Linked DNA regions of Homo sapiens: all the other regions are linked to region 3. Evidence: chromatin contacts called from ENCODE Hi-C or POLR2A ChIA-PET data. All regions are on one chromosome and are shown on one strand. The core of a region is the stretch at or near the end of the contact, and the rest is flanking DNA. Distances in the headings are between cores, read along the strand shown.

Region 1 (2,758 bases), core at 184-2,683, 150 kb before region 3:
GGCTCAAGTGGTCCCCCTGCCTCAGCCTCCAGAGTAGATGGGACTACAGGTGTACCTGGCTTTTAGCTATTATTTTACATTTGATATGTAATGTACATAATGTATTAATAGAATAATATATAATTTCTAAGTTAATAAGTACACAAAAGCTGGGAGCATGTGCTCAGAAAGGTCCTTTCAGGTAGTAGGTAAGAGTGGACTCTGGAGCCAGCTTGTCTCCCTCTGGATCCTAGCTCTGCTGCTTACTAGCTGTGTTATTTTGGGTGAGTTACTTAATTTCTGTGCCTCCACTTCTTCTGTAAATGGGAAAATAAAATGACCTCATAGGGTGGCTGCGAAGATTAAATGAGTTAATATGCGGGAAGTGGGTAGCAAGGTCTCTGGTATATAGTAAATGCTCAGTAAATGTTAGTTGCTATTATTAATACTTGCTGCTACTGCCACCACCACTGCTACGGGCGGGGGGTGAGGGGGTTATGATTAAAAATGTAAGAATCACTGGTGTAGATGGTGAGTAAAAGACCTTGAGCTAAAGAAAAATGTGTTTAAAAAAATTAATGTTGTACATTGAAATAATACTGTAAAACATGAGGATTCCTATTGATGTGTGAGTGCATGAGACAAATAAGTCCATTTTCAGCAATTTTGACTTTATGTGTTATCATATTTCACAGAGAGGTTCCTCCGGTCAGTCACTGTGTTCTCTGCCTTCCTGTAGATCATGTTAAAGATTATAAGAGCTGAGATTAGCTCAAATTTTTAAGGGCAGAGTTCTTGCCTATCAGGTTGTTATTCCTTGCACCTGTTTTGTTTTGAATTACATCCTCTCCCTCAGATCCCACTGGAAACTTGAGGAATCAGTGTCTCACACTGTCTGAGACAAAGGACTCTTTTATCATGGGAAGGGAGAAATTTGAAGTTCATAAAGTGAAAGGAGATACAGGATCCTCCTAGATAGATTAATCTAGCACATTCCAAGTTTTTTTTTCATCTTGGAAGATATGCTTTCCATCCCCTGCGAGCCATTCCACTCTTACTGTCTGAGACTTCATATGACTGACGATAATTCTGAATATACTTTAAAAATTATGCAACACAACAAAACATCTCACCGTGGGTACACTGTCAGGCTTTTGTCATTTCCTAGAATCCCTGTAAAATATCTGATGGTATGTGGTCCCATAATGTGAAGGGATTTGTTTGGTGGTTCCCAACCAATAAAAATAGTATTATTTGTTGTTATTTGTTTTTAGTATATGCAAATGGAATAGGCCAAAAGTAAGACCTTTGTTTTTATTGGGATAGCATATTTGAGATTGCACGTTTATGTACTTGTGCTATAGCTCTTAGATATATTTATGGCACCCAACGTATTTGAGTTACTAAGGACACAGCTGACCATTTAAAAGCACTGTGGTTGAGTATAGCCAATTTGGCAGCCACCCCAGATGCCTGAAGTAAAATTGACACACAGGCTTAAAGGAAAGTTTAAATAAGTAATAAAACTCTTTTCCTATTTTAGACCATATTGTTGTTCATGACATTCTTGCATTTCTCTGTATTGCTACCCACTTCACCCTTTGCTTTTGTGGCAGGGCTTCTCAGCCTCGGCACTCTTGACATTCTTTGTTGTGGGTGTGTGCGTTGTGCAATGTGGTGTGTTTGGTAGCACCCCTCCTTCATTTGTGACAACAACAACCAAAAATGTCTCTAGACATTTCCCTATGTCCCCTAGGGAGGCAGGGGGCGGAGGCGGGGGCAAAATTGCCCCTAGTTGAGAACCTTTGTTCCATGGTACCTATGGATTTTCCCCATCATCCTGTGGGACAAGGTGTGATACAGCTCTTAAATACCAGCAACCACCAAAGAAACCATTCCTGACCCGGGCAGAAGTTGTGGCTCAGCATACTACAGTGAGCTGTGCATAGGCATTAATGAAAAGGTAGGGGGATACAAAACTCAGACTGGAGTCACTAAGGAGGCACTTTCCTTCCTCTCTTTCTGTCTTTCTACTGGAAAAGTGTTATGAACATATAAGCCAGCTCACTTTTAAAATCCTAGCTTCTTATAGCTTGCTTCATGTCCTTGTTCCAACCTGCCTCTCATCCACTTTCATAATGTATAGTTGAAACTGAATTCTGCCCTCCTCAGAGTCAGAGAGCATAACATTCTAGTTTCTGTTTACCTAAGGAAGCTTCGGAAAATGACACATAATTAAAATTTTCTCACTTCTTTACTTGAAACACTGATGAATTGCTAGGTACAGTTGCTGTCTGTTTCATTGATCCTCTCTTGGGTGGGGGACAAGAGGCTGTGTGAATGAATCTTCTCTAAAAACAGAGGTTCTACTGAAAACTTAACCCAGAACATAAAAATGTTTTCTTTGAGTTAAGCATAAAGCTTTGTCCATATTCCCAGATTCAGACCTCAGAAAGGAAACTCGTGGATAAATCTAACGGGTACTGAACATACATGACGGAGATAGTAATTATGCTTTTTTTTTTTTTTTTTGAGAGGAAATCTCACTCTGTAGCCCAGGCGAGAGTGCAGTGGCATGCTCTCGGCTCACTGCAACCTCTGCCTCCCGGGTTCAAGCAAATTCTCCTGCCTCAGCCTCCCGAGTAGCTGGAATTACAGGCACGCGCCACTGGCACCTGGCTAATTTTTTGTATGTTTTAGTAGAGATGGGGTTTCACCATGTTGGCCAGGCTGGTCTTGAACCCCCAACCTCAGGTAATCTACCCGTCTCAGCCTCCTA
Region 2 (2,700 bases), core at 22-2,521, 220 kb before region 3:
TAATCACCTCACTCACTGTGCATGTGTGTGTGTGTGTGTGTGTGTGTGTGTGTGTGTGTGTGTGTGTGTGTGTAGATATCCTAAATACGTTTTTTCTACCGATGTGGAACATTCTATCCCACTTCATAGCTGTCTTCCTGGCCTTTGGCACGTGTGTGCACACACACACACGTATATAAAATTTAGTGTTTGATTCCTTCAAAGTATAGGTGTTAATGTATTCAGAATGCTGTGTAAAATTTTTTATGCCAGACCTAAATTTTATTCATGCTTTCAATGCCTGTACTTTGTGTATTTTTAAAAGCTATTTGCATTGTAAGTTTGAAAGTGAGTTATGTTCTCTGGTGTACTCTTAGTATCTTAGTATCTTGAGTGTGTTGAACTTAATTGTAATTTATACTAATTTCCTCTCTATTCCTTTCATCTCATCTTTAAAGTGCTGAGGGAAAGGAAGAGGACTTGGTGGCAAGAGCCAAGACAAAAGAACAATGTGTGTGTAATTTGTTCAGAAGGTACAAAGTTAGATTTGTGATTTGTTGATGCATTATCTCATTTCTCAAGTAATTCCACTAAGTAGGCACTATTATTCCCATTTTATAGAAAACAAAATGTAGTGACAGAGCGAGACTCTGCTTAAAAAAAAAAAGAAAAGAAAAGAAAATGTAAAATTATTTAGCAAGGTTGAATGAATCACCCAAGGTTACACTGCCACTGTGTGGTATTCCTCTGGTCAGGCTGGTTCTAGACCTTTGCTCTTTCTCTACTTTGCATTTCCTCATTCCCACCCCACCACAGAATAAATAATCTGTGGAACATGGTTTCACATTCTATTCCATGATGTAGTAGCAGCCTTTTCTAAAATGAAATGCTGTGCATATTATTATTTTTTAATTGCCATTGGAAGTAGGCTGAATGTAGTCAGATAAATAGTATTTGAACTGCCTTAGTTTATGTGGAATATTACCTTTGTCTGAATGCATGACTTTTTTTAAACTTTTAATGTGATTTTATAATTTAGATGAGTATTTGCCTTAACAATGATGAGTTTTGCACATTTTTAAGACTACTTGGAGGTATTTATATACCTCAAATATTTACTAGGAAGTATCTTTGCAAGGTTAGGTAAAACATTTTACCAAATGAGTTTCAATGAGTCTCTGTTGGGAAAGGTTAAATAGCACTGTAGCGTAGTCTTTTGGCAATCGAGCAGTTCGTCTGCACAAATAACAGTGAATATAATTGATGGTCTTAGTAATAAGGTCATAAAGTCAAAAAGAGCTACCACAGTGTGGTCAACGTTTTGACCATAAGGAACAGAATGTAAAAGTTGGTTAGCTGGAAGGATTTCCTGCCTCCTTAGTAACTATTGTGTCTCTGTTTCCTTAGTCATAGCTGAATTGAGAAGAAGAGAAAAATCTTTTAATTCTGCATTTAGAATTGATGTTTTTCAGATTTACATAGTGGAAAGCGTGTTTGGATGAGTATAAGCCAGAACCTAACCTATCCTTTGCATAAATGCCTTTCTGCAATACTGCTTATTCAGGATAGGCTTCTCTTGTGTCTTCTTGTTAGCCTGCTCTCTAACCCTTGTTTTACACATTATAGCATTTAATATGCTCCTGTTTTTAACTGACAGAATTACTCTTTGCATTGTTGTGTGTGTTTGTGTGTGTGTGTGTGTGTGTGTGAGAGAGAGAGAGAGCGAGAGCACGTGCTTATGCAAGAGAGAAAGTGTGTTTGTATGACGGACAGAAGTACTACAGGCATACCAAGAAACAGCTGCCACCTAAAATTTATAATCAACAATAGAAAGAAAAATAGAGATTTTTTAAAAACGGGAATTCCGTAGAAGCAGGTATACTGTAATATAGGGAACAGATGGAAAAAAAGTAAGTTACACTCTCAGGGAGGTGAGATGAAATTAAGAGCAATCTGTGAATAAGAAGGAGCTTTAGAAAATTAAAAAATATGATAGCCCAAGTAAAAATTTCAGTACATACTAGGGAAGACAGTAAAAGGACACTGCCAGAGATTGACCTAGAGAGAGGGAGATGGAACATGGGAGAGAAAAAATAAGATTAGAGGATTATCAGGCAGTTGAACATTCAACTTACAGAAGTTCAGAAAGGAGAGCAGAGCAAAGTGAGGGCAGAAAATTATCAAGTAGCTTAAGAACATGTAGAACTAAAGAACATGAGTCCTAGTACAGTGAATGAAAAATGATTCACCCCAAGACTCGTCATTTCCAAAATTTTGTGAAGTGAGAGAAAAAAAAAACAGCTCATATACAGAGAATTAGGAATCAAAATGACAGTGGACTTAGAAGTTAATGGAGCATTGCCTTCAAAATTCTGAGGGCATATGATTTGCTTCTTATTCGTATTTAACTTAACTGTTAATCACACTTGGAGCTAAAATAGAGTGTACTTTTATTTTAAAAGTTTTCTTTTAAATTAAGGACAAGGAAAATATCTTTCTCTTTCTTTCCAGGACATACATGAATACAGCACCTAAGTATTTTTTAAAAGTTAGTTGCCAAACAATATTGTTTAACATAACCATGTATGTGTAATTTAGTGTGTGTGTGTGTGTGTGTGTGTGTGTTTAGACAGGGTCTCCTTCTGTCACTGAAGCTGGGGTGCAGTGTTGTGATCTTGGCTCACTGCAGCCTCGACCTCTTGGGCTCAAGAGATGTTCCCA
Region 3 (2,767 bases), core at 189-2,688:
GAGACCACTCAAGTGAGCACGCACGTGAAAGGCGCGCGATGGGAGGCAGTAGGGCGGTCCCAGGCTGGAAGCATCCGCCTTCTGTAGGCGTGGCCACCGCTCTGCTCCAGCAGCTGCTGCCGTCTTCTAATGCAGGCCTAGAGACACCACAGTCTGATTTTCCTAATTTTCAAAAGATGCTAGAAATTTGGATCTTTATGAGAATTGCCCTGATTTTTTTTTAAATCCATGTGAGCTGTACTAAATAGTCCCTTTGCACCCCTGTCCAGACACTGCTGGTAAGTCCAGACAGGGGTGCAAAGGGACTGTTTAGTACAGTTTAGCTGACACAACTCAGCTTAGAACCCAAGTTGTGTGTGTTTGGATTCTGCCTCCGCATATACTTTCTTTTAAATAGTAGGCTCTAAGACTTAAAACAAAAAGGATGCCAGGCAAAGTGGCTCACACCAGTAATCCTAGCACCTTGGGAGGCCTAGGTGTGTGGATCACTTGAGCCCAGGAGTTTAAGACCAACCTGGGCCACGTGGCAAAACCCGTCTCTACAAAAAATACAAAAATTAGGGGGGACATGGTAGTTTGTGCCTGTAGTCTCAGCCACCAGGGAGGCTGAGGTGGGAGGACCACTTGAGCCTGGGAGGTCGCTGCAGTGAGCTGTGATTGTGCCACTTTGCCCTAGCCTGGGCGACAGAGTGAGACCCTGTCTCAAAAAAATAAACATAAAAAAAAGGAAGAGGGGTCCACCTGGGCCCGGTGAAGTCTGAATTCCCCCCAGACTTAATATCATGGCCAGGTAGGGATTTGGGGGAAGGGATGGCTGTGGACAAGGGCACAGACAGGGACGAGGGCAGAGAGAGGGTGGGCCATAGTCCTGGTGCTGCACCCGGCCCTGGCACTTGGCCCAGTGCATGCTGGGACTAGGGCTGCCCTTGAGAGCTCTGGCCAGCACATTTGGTTCTTCTTTGATGAAATTTTTTAAATTTTCAGATAAAGGACAGAGACTGTTAACCACAAACACCTATGTTCCCCGACCCAGACTTCCTACTGGGTTCTTTGCAGCTGGGGAGATGATCCCCTTCCATTCCTTAGGACACTGACCTTCCTCTGGGCCATTTGTCTCCAGTAGGGGTCAGCTGGGAGCTTTTAATTGGTGGTAAAGGTTGAAATGATGGCATTTGATAGCATGGCCATGAATGTACTCACAGAGTGCCCCACCTGGAATCCCAGCTCTGAGCCTGGGCTCTGATGGCCCTGGTGGGTGGAGAGCCCTGGCTAGTCTCGGAGTAGAGGGTAAGGGGAGGTAGGGGACTGAGAGGCTTCTGGCAGCCCCAGGAAATGTTGACTGGCAGAGTCAGCTGAACCGAGCTTGTTTTTCATGACTAATTTAAAGTTCAGGCTCTTCCCCTGCTAAGGGGAAGTGAAGACGACCATGGAGAAGACTAGAAATAATGAGGTTATCTGGAAACGGCCTCATGAAACCTGAATGTATTTTTGCTCAGAAAAAAAGAAAGTGCAGTAACACTCACTCCGTCAGACGCTGCCTTTGCTGCCCAGGCCACCCCAGCCTGCCTGGCCTCGCCTCCAGTCCTCCCTTTAGTGGGCAGCTTGTCTCCCTGCGGCCCAAGCTTGGGCTCCTCACTGCCTCTCGGTTGTGTGTGTCCTCTCACCCACCCTGCTTAGCCTGTCTGTGAAGCCACCTCCTCCTTCCACATTTGTTTTTCCTTTCTGTCTTTTGATTACCCCTACTCATGATATAATTTGTCTGTGTCACACACCGTCTTCGACTGTTTCGTCACACTTCGTGTGGGTCAGCTTGCCTCTGGCAACTCTTCTCTCTCTTAGAGTGGTTTTCTGGGTGGTTTTCCTCATGTTTCACACAGCGTCCTCCACACACAGGTGATCAATAAATACTTGTGGGTAGATAAAATATCAGATTGATGGGTGAATGGGTGAGTGGGTGGATGGGTGGTGAGTTGGTTGGATGGCAGGGCCACCCAACACCTTGGCCAGTCCCCTAAAGCTGAGGGATTTTTCAGATGCCTGAAGGAGGATTCTCCAGAGCTAGGGGCAGGGAGAATTCAACCCATTGCCATTTGCACAGCATTTACTATGCTGATTGCCCTCTCTTGAGAAGGACTAGAAGGCAGACTTGACCAATGGCCTTAGTCTAGAAGTCATCTCCCCCATAATACTTTAAAATCAGACCATGGGCTTTTTAATCCGTGGTCTGAAATAGTTTTCAAGGTTGGCACCTGGAAGACATCCACTTTGACATCTTTCTTTCATTCAGTAGTTGAAAGCAACCTCAAAGTCTGTGACTTACCTGTCTACCTGCCTAGAAATTAATAATCACTTCCCCTAGTGGGGGGAATCAGAGGCTGAGATTTGTAGTGGAGGCAACACACTGTGTGAGGCCTGGGTCTTCACCTCCAGCCCTGTTGGGGGGCGGGGGATGGGGGTGGAGGCGCTCATCGTGGAGGCAGAGAAGAAGCACCAGGGAGTATCAGCACATAACAGGGTTTCTGATAGCTAGGCATCTGCCTTGGATGGGGAGCCCTGATGTGGCTGGGGCAGTAGCAAGATGAAGGCTATACTGCAGCAGCCCTGAAGGCTCTGGTTTGCTTCCCTCCTCTGCAGTCCCAGTGAGTTATCCCTTCACAAGGATGGAAGGCACCAGATTAACCAATTCTAAATGCTGATCCATCACATTTCCAACATGATTCCAAATGACCACATGTTAATCCCACTTGTGTAGGCCTACCACAGACAT
Region 4 (2,700 bases), core at 42-2,541, 180 kb after region 3:
GGGGCCAGCCCTGCTCCTTATCTGGAGGCAACCCATCAGAGGAGTTAAAGGGTCAACTCTGGAATTGGAAAAGCTGGCCACTCACCAGCATGTGACCTTGGATAAGGCTTACACCCTCTCTGAGCCTCAGAGTACTCATCTACAAAGAGTGGTGAAAAATCTGTGTCAGAGGGTTCTTGCAAAGGTAAGTTGAGATAATGCCCATGAGGGCCAACACCTGGTACATGCTGGGGACTTGGTGAGTGTTACAGTCAATTTATCTTCCCTTTAGTCTACCTTTGAGCAAGATCAAACAGCCACTTTGCCCTCATACCTGGAATCCAGCCCTTCCTCTGGATCCCACGCCCCATGTGGCAGTTTTAAAACCTGGCCCCCAAATTCCAACACTCTTTCCATCTAGAGATCAGCAATTTTTTTTTTTTTTTTTTTTTTTTTTTTTTTGCTTTTTTATTTTGAGACGGAGTTTCGCTCTTGTTGCCCAGGCTAGAGTGTAATGGCGCGATCTCTGCTCACTGCAACCTCCACCTCCCGGGTTCAAGTGATTCTTCTGCCTCAGCCTCCCAAGTAGCTGGGATTACAGGCATGCACCACCACGCCAGGCTAATTTTTGTATTTTTAGTAGAGACGGGGTTTCTCCATGTTGGTCAGGCTGGTCTTGAACTCCCAACTTCAGGTGATTCGCCCGACTCAGCCTTCCAAAGTGCTGGGATCACAGGCGTGAACCACCACGCCCGGCCTAGAGGTCAATTTTATATCCCCTCCTGTTGAATCTGGAATATGTGACTGCTTCACATAATAGAATATGGCAAAAGTGATGCTGCTGCCAGCTCTGGGCCTAGGCTTTCAGAAACTGTCATCTTCTACTTCCTGTCTCTTGGGGTTTTCACTCTTGGAATCCAGCCACGGTACTGAGAGGGAGGGTGAGCAGCCTGTGGAGAGGCCCATGTGGAGAGGAACGGAGGCCCCAGCTCTCAGCCCTGGCTGAGCTCCCAGCCAGCAGCCAGTTCTCGCTGACTGCCTGAATCATCTTACAAGTGGGCCCTCAAGTCCGCAGATGAGCTGCCCTAGCTACCACCTTGCAGAGAAGAAACGAACCTTCCCACCATGCCCTGCCCAAACTGTAGATTCAGGAGCGAAATTAGTCATTGATGATATTTTAGGCCATTAAGTTTTGGAGTTACAAAGCCATAGTAACCTGAACATCTGCTAACTGGGTCCAGGACTGTTACTATTGCTCCACCTCCTCCTCTTCCTCCTCTCCGCCGTGTGCTTGAGTTGTGATGTGGGTTGTGGTGTGGTGGTTTAGTGGGTGGGCACCGAGCCACACTACCTGGGCTCAAATCCTGACTCTCACATATCAATTGTATGACTCTAAGGAAGCAACGTAGTCTCTCTGTGCCTCAGTTACCGTGTCTGTAAAATGGGGGTGAAAGTAGTACAGAATTGTTGGGAAGATTAAATGAACTAAGCAACATAAAGCACGTAGAAAAGCACCGGGCATGTGTACAATTATTCTGCCAAGCCAAGGCCCCAGCCCTCTTGGGTTCTGGGGTGCTGACTCCCTGGGGCCTCCATCATTTGAGATGATCCCTACCTGGCCATTTGAGGCCCCAGACTTCCCAGGTGCCACCAGCCTACCTCCCCGGACTATCACTCTTCCTGCTGGTGTCAGGCTTTGCCCATTAGGCCAGTCTTGCTCACTCCCATGACACTTCTGGCTCTGCCCCCTGGTCCTTCCCTGCACTGCTATAATTCTGACTTCCTTTTGGCTGGGCTGTTGGGGAAAAAGAGAGAGTGGTGAAGCGGAGGTGGACCCCCGCCATAGAGGGTGGTGCACTGGTGGGTGTGTTGGGGGAGCTTTAGTTCATAAACTTTACTGGGAAACAGAAGCCTTATCATCCACACATCTCTTGGGAAGACATTGATTTTCTTGCTGACATGAGTCCAGAGAGTAAGAAACACACTCACAATATGAGCAAGGCCTGCCGTGGAAAGCCAGAGAATTTTCACTAAATCTTTCTTAGGAATTGCAATGATAGCACGCAGCAGATTCCTGAGGAAGGTGGCGTTGCGTGTTAATTAGGTTTTGCCAGAGAAAAATGAACGTGCTCTAAGACACTTTCCCACGTATGTGTTCGTGCAGGTTGTGAGAACTCAGAAAAGCTTTGCATCCAGGCTGTGCCCAGGACTCAGATTTCACTAGCTCCAGGGGTTCTCTTTTGCAGTGAACACAGTGGCCTCCTCATTAGAGCTTTTCAAACCAGGGTGGGCACTGAGGAAGGGATTGAAAGTCCCCTGGGGCAGAGGGACCTTTGAAATGGGGAGCCACTGCCCCAGCCTGAGAAGCAGAGAACAGTGACCTGGGGGGGCGTCCATGGGGGTAGCCTGAGTTCCGGAGCTTGGTGGTCCCGCAGCGCTACTTAAAGGTCACTGCACCATCTCCAGTGATTCCCTGAGTCTGCCCTGCGGCTTCCAATTCCCCCAGTGGGCCTGGAAGAACGACCCACTTCATGCTGGGAAAGCCATGCTGATGCTGTTGACCTGCAGGAATAGAATTTGGAACCGTATCCCTCCCTCCATCCCCTCACAGGAGACAGAAAGCAGGGAGGATTGAGAGGATCTGGGCACGCGGGGGTTGCTCAGGAAGCAGGAGGGGGCTGGCTGCAGGGAGAGAGCAGCAGGAGTTCACCTGGGAGAGGA

What was found. Hi-C counts contacts between places; a loop is a spot of excess contacts on that map. ChIA-PET counts read pairs that join two places held with the same protein, here RNA polymerase II (POLR2A). Pooled maps may share reads with other maps.
Region 1: a map of transverse colon shows a loop between it and region 3 (2.3-fold over the local background). The contact joins two enhancer-like sites. A Hi-C loop is called at or near these places in 2 of 168 maps with a recorded cell type or tissue (GM18951 and transverse colon) and 4 of 50 pooled maps. POLR2A ChIA-PET finds 5 or more read pairs at or near these places in 2 of 52 experiments (BJ and endothelial cell of umbilical vein).
Region 2: a pooled map shows a loop between it and region 3 (2.1-fold over the local background). The contact joins two enhancer-like sites. A Hi-C loop is called at or near these places in 2 of 168 maps with a recorded cell type or tissue (astrocyte of the cerebellum and sigmoid colon) and 4 of 50 pooled maps. POLR2A ChIA-PET finds 5 or more read pairs at or near these places in 2 of 52 experiments (IMR-90 and OCI-LY7).
Region 4: a pooled map shows a loop between it and region 3 (2.3-fold over the local background). The contact joins two enhancer-like sites. A Hi-C loop is called at or near these places in 1 of 168 maps with a recorded cell type or tissue (CD4-positive, alpha-beta T cell) and 2 of 50 pooled maps. POLR2A ChIA-PET finds 5 or more read pairs at or near these places in 2 of 52 experiments (GM10248 and OCI-LY7).

The regions. Positions count from the first base shown.
Region 1 is chr2:43,386,651-43,389,408 of GRCh38, reverse strand. The region is part of intron 29 of THADA (THADA armadillo repeat containing); the gene reads left to right. Among named protein-coding and RNA genes, the nearest start is that of LINC01126, 160 kb to the right of the region's middle. Within about 2 kb of position 1,433, at least 3 of the 41 ENCODE cell types and tissues checked have a DNase peak (open chromatin) inside an H3K27ac peak, as active enhancers do.
Region 2 is chr2:43,454,507-43,457,206 of GRCh38, reverse strand. The region is part of intron 26 of THADA (THADA armadillo repeat containing); the gene reads left to right. Among named protein-coding and RNA genes, the nearest start is that of THADA, 140 kb to the left of the region's middle. Within about 2 kb of position 1,271, at least 4 of the 41 ENCODE cell types and tissues checked have a DNase peak (open chromatin) inside an H3K27ac peak, as active enhancers do.
Region 3 is chr2:43,239,047-43,241,813 of GRCh38, reverse strand. The region is part of intron 36 of THADA (THADA armadillo repeat containing); the gene reads left to right. Among named protein-coding and RNA genes, the nearest start is that of LINC01126, 13 kb to the right of the region's middle. Within about 2 kb of position 1,438, at least 5 of the 41 ENCODE cell types and tissues checked have a DNase peak (open chromatin) inside an H3K27ac peak, as active enhancers do.
Region 4 is chr2:43,057,967-43,060,666 of GRCh38, reverse strand. No RefSeq gene overlaps it. Among named protein-coding and RNA genes, the nearest start is that of LINC01819, 20 kb to the right of the region's middle. Within about 2 kb of position 1,291, at least 15 of the 41 ENCODE cell types and tissues checked have a DNase peak (open chromatin) inside an H3K27ac peak, as active enhancers do.